2 separate regions of the Homo sapiens genome follow, and region 1 is linked to region 2. Evidence: chromatin loops called from intact Hi-C (ENCODE). Cell type or tissue: PC-3. All regions are shown on one strand.

Region 1 (2,500 bases), 87 kb before region 2:
GGAAAAATGTCCTAGGACTGATAAGGAGCAGGAAGAATATGTTAATTGTGGTGAAAAATGACCCGAAACATAACTTTTGACTACTTTTTCTGTTTTCTTCCTTGTCCCTAGATCCTCTCCCTAGCTCTTACAACAAATACCCAGTTCCTGTGGGTTTGTAACATCTCGTTATTCCTGAAGGAACAGATCTGGAAGAAGGCAGACTTTTCTGTAAGCCCAAAAATTCTTCAGGGTTCCTGGTAGGTTGATATTATATTCCAGACCAAGAAAATAAGAGAAGAAAGGCAGAATAAATTTTGTATTATTTTCTCACAAATATTTACAGGTCAAAGTCCCTAATCCTTAGCTACCGCTTAGGGTTGTCGTGTGTCAGCAGGGTTAGCCTGGATTTGTTTCATCTTGGTTAGAAAGCTGGTATCAGCAATTCTACTGAATATTAGAAACGTGTTTGTTTCCTGGACATATGGATCATACACACATCATGTCTTTTTGTCCTGTGGAGTTTTATTCTAACATTTATGTTGAGACAAAGATAGGCCCTATTTAGATTCTAAATCATTAGTACAAGAAGATGTTTTAGAGATCATCTAATGAATGAAACCACTCATTTTTTGTGGAAATTGAAACACCTTAACTTGGTATCTAATATTGCGGAACAGTAAACAGTTTAATTTTAACGTGTGTAAGCTACAAGAGTTTCAGTACCTTTAAGAAGAAGAGGAGGGGATATTTTAATTACTGTAAAGCAACTCATGATCACAAAACAAATATTTTCATACTATTTTGTAAATAACACTAAACTCTTTTTATCTCCATCAGCCTCAACCACGTGGTACCATTTTGCATGCAGACCACTCAGGCTGAGGAGCATTAAATTTAATTTGTGCTAAAGTTGAAGGTGGAAAAGCGTGAAATTAACTTGATACATTTTTATGGCATTTTCTGTCTCCTAGCTTCTCTGAGCCTTTCCAATCCAGAATGATTTGATTGGCTGTGTCAGGATCTCCCCATCCCTGGAACTTCCCTCTACTCTCTGTTCGGTGAAACTTTGAGGTCTGTGCATGTGTAGCCCATTCTACCTTTGCCCACGGGTGACCCAGCTGAAGAAAATGCTGATTTATTTGGCTTGGTATTTACTTTGGCCAAGCTTCAGTCTGTGCTCAAGGTTCACTCTTCTTGGTGATTCATCCTTTCAGGAATATGTGTGTGAACAGCAAAAGATGAGTCAACTCATTCAAGAAATCATTCAGCATGGTCCAAATAGCTTGCAAAGATTTTGAGAGAAAGCTAAACCTTTTATAAGGCTATACGGTAAATAGTAACTTTCCAGCAATCAGTTGCTAGTATAACACCTACAAACTTTCAAGGTTTTTACAGATATGCCTCAATCTCTGGGGATAAAGCTGAGATATTCCATATTGTATTCATCAAGGAAGCACTTCTACACAATTTAAAAAACCCATAGAGCAAGAGCTGATTGAAGGCAATTATGTTTAGAGAGAGACAGATGGAAATGAGACTGTGGGTTGCCTACTGTAGATTTCATTTAGTGACCATTTGTTAAGTGTTATAAAAAATGTCTACACCAGGAAATGTAAGCACTCCTATCCTATTATTACAAGTCTTGGAAGACATTGCTATCAATTCTGTTCATCTTCTGATATGATCATTCAAATAGTATTATTTAAATAACATGGTTGTACAGAGATTTTGGAGTTTCGTGAGGATAGCTTTGCAATGGGGTATATTTGCAATATTGAAGAGGATAATAAAAACAAAAATGAAATGTATAAATACCACAAATTGAGAATTTTACCTTATTACATTAGTATTTAAAAGGTAATCATGAATGAATATTTTGTGCATGTTTACAGAAATAACCATGTAGTAATTTTGTAAAGGTACCTATTTAAAATTTATTATGCTCATGGCCATGTGTCTTTTCCAGTACTGGCCAGTTTGCCCTTAAAGAAACTCTTTTACCCCACAAAATAATTTATCTTTTTTTCAAGAGAACATGTTTTTTACCCCAAATAGGACTTGTACTCCACTTGCCAATACCCAATACAAACCAAATCTTCTGCATTAATTGATTCTGTCTGCTGTACAGGGACATTTCCACAGGTGGTGGGCTCTAGTGGTGCAAGTGTTATGTGACATCATGCATTCATATCTGATACATGTAAATAAATAAGTTTACATTTGCTCATGCCTGGATTTTATCAAACTTATAAATAAAGGCCTTCCTGTTTCTAAAAGGACTGTAGAAAAAAAATCAAATGATTCAGTCTCATGGCAAGGCCTTTCAAAGAAAGATTAAAGGGCTTCATAATAAACCTATAATTTGGGAAAATAAGATCAGTGCCTTTCCATTAATATTGGAAATATTAAGAACACCAATAACATGGAGAGAAAAAGTAGAAATAAGAGAATATTTATGTGTTGAGAAAGAAGGGGTAGACTTATTTGTCCTTTAAAAGAATAGTTGAATAAGAAACTC
Region 2 (2,500 bases):
AGATGCTGGAGAAGATGTAGAGAAATAGGAATGCTTTTACACTGTTGGTGGGAGTGTAAATTAGTTCAATCATTGTGTAACAGTGGAAGACAGTGTGGTAATTCCTCAAGGATCTAGAACCAGAAATACCATTTGACCTAGTAATTCCATTACTAGATATATACCCAAAGGATTATAAATTATTTTACTATAAAGATGCATGCACACATATGTTTATTGCAGCACTATTTACAATAGCAAAGACTTGGAACCAACCCAAATGCCGATCAATGATGGACTGGATAAAGAAAATGTGGCACATATATACCATAGAATACCATGCAGCCATAAAAAGAATGAGTTCATGTCCTTTGCAGGGACATGAATGAAGCTGGAAACCATCATTCTCAGCAAACTAACACAGGAACAGAAAAACAAACACCACATATTCTCAATAATTAGTGGGAGTTGAACAATGAGAATACATGGACACAGGGAGAAGAACTTCACACATGGGGCCTGTTGGGGGTGGAGAGCAATGGGAGGGATAGCATTAGGACAAATACCTAATGCATGGGGGGCTTAAAACCCAAATGACAGGTTGATGGGTGCAGCAAACCACCATGGCATATGTATACCTATGTAACAAACCTGCACATTCTGCACATGTATCCCAGAACTTGAAGTATAATGAAAAAAAAAAAAAAGAAGAGGAAGAAACTTAATCACCAAGGTGATATATTAGAAGTTGGGGACTTCAGGAGATGATTAGATCATGAGGGCTCTGTCATTATGAATGGGATTAATGCCTTATAAAAGAGGCATCATCTGATGCCACTCCTTTGCCCTTCCACCTTCTGTCATGTGAGTACACAGAAACAGTGCCATGTTGAAGAAGAGAGGGAAGCCCTCACCAGACACAAAGCCTGTCAGCACAGTGATCTTGGACTTCTCAGCCTCTAGAGAGTAAGAAATAAATTTCTATTCTTTATAAATCACCCAGAGTCAGATATTTTGTTATAGAAGCACAAATTTACTAAGACAATAGGAACACAAGAAAATGAAAGTTCCTCAGACAGTAATGACATGAACAAGAAAAGTCAGCTATCTTTGAGAAGAAATGAAAAATAGAAGTGACAACTAACTGTTTTTCTCATATCCTTATAGTATTAAGTAGAAAGAGAAAGGTATTAAGACAAAGTTACAGCTTATTCCAAATGCCTTTAGCTACAGCTAGTATGTTGAGTGTTGTAAGGAGAAACTGCTTCGACTCTCAATTATTTGCTTATGTAGAGCCAACAAAGATATAGTCTATAAAAAGTGAGAATGATAGTCACTGTATAAATATGAGTAACTGAAGCTTTCAAGGAATAAGCAAGTTTGTTTCCCAGGAAACCAGATTACATGGGTGCATGTCAGAGGATTTGCAAGAGCAATGAGGTGAAGTTAAGGACAAGGAGTACTACAGAAACAAGACTGATGAGGTCTACTTTGGAACTTGAACAGAAGGTATGAAAAAGTGGCTGGGGGCAGGGCACATGAAAAGGGGAAGCAGTGGCTACAGAGTACAGAGGTCTGAAGTGGTTCTTAGACTTTTTCATTCTGCATTTTTCATTTGCTTAATATAGGGAGAAGAGTCATGCATACTGGGCAAATAAGAATTGGTACTAGAAAAAAAAATGGGGCTTAAAGAAAACACCCAGAGATGGGTCTCTGAAAATACCTTGCATGATCATGGGAGATCTTCTTTCACGTGAGTTACCTTTCAGACATTAAGAAACTATATAATAAAAAGTGAGAGAAAGTTGTTAGTATAAGTAGGAAGAGGTGCTGCTTCCTTGACTGATAAGACACCTAGATAGGATGGCCATGCATTCTGGCATAAAGAAAATAAAGACAGGAAGAACAGAGATGAGAGGGAGAGTGATTCCGGAGATGGTGAAGTTCCCAGGTAGCATCAAAGTAGGCTAACCATCTAAATCAGCTTACTGGTTGGACTTGGAGCCCTATGACAGAGATACAGGCTCTAAAACCAACATTCAAAGGTGCTACATTGCCAGCGGACACCCTCAGAAACTTGTCTATTGCCCTTACATTAACTCCTATATAATAACACCAGCTGTACCCACAGCCTCCTATGCAAAGTACCCTGCTTTCCTCTTCATTGCTCCTGATATCACACATTGTCTTCACACCTGTTCATTATTTATTGAAATTAAACTTCTATTAAGATGAACATTGACAAACTTTGCCTGGTCACACATTTTTAAAGTGCATATGTATATACTTTGATACACACACACACACACACACAATGTATACATACACATAAAGACAAATTTTTGAATATCCCATAGGAATAAGTCATATGTATCCTTGTCAGGGTCCATATCCAATCATAATAGGCAAACACCATTACGCACTACTAGAATGAAAAACAGAAGGCAGCTCTGACCACTTTCATCTAACACTGTTACTTGAACTTCTTATTTTAGGTTGGTAAGAGTTTTACTAAGAAACA

Evidence for each region. A loop is a pair of places that touch in the nucleus more often than their neighbours do. Peaks named below come from ENCODE experiments on the same cell type or tissue, not always from the same donor. Only the 100,000 strongest peaks of a DNase experiment are listed, where the experiment ranks them.
Region 1: it touches region 2 in a loop (6-fold over the local background); 1 of 110 quality-filtered maps calls a loop at or near these places.

Annotation. Positions count from the first base shown.
Region 1 is chr4:104,727,472-104,729,971 of GRCh38, forward strand. LOC124900746 (a long non-coding RNA gene) reads left to right here. Exons shown (of 2, transcript XR_007058212.1): 1 at 1-239. Among named protein-coding and RNA genes, the nearest start is that of CXXC4, 230 kb to the left of the region's middle. RefSeq lists an enhancer at 1,041-1,335. In PC-3, no CTCF peak of the experiment used is centred here; a DNase peak (open chromatin) is centred at 1,130; H3K4me3 peaks cover 451 bases; H3K27ac peaks cover 2,468 bases.
Region 2 is chr4:104,814,444-104,816,943 of GRCh38, forward strand. No RefSeq gene overlaps it. Among named protein-coding and RNA genes, the nearest start is that of CXXC4, 320 kb to the left of the region's middle. RefSeq lists an enhancer at 1,342-1,431. In PC-3, no CTCF peak of the experiment used is centred here; a DNase peak (open chromatin) is centred at 1,368; H3K27ac peaks cover 358 bases.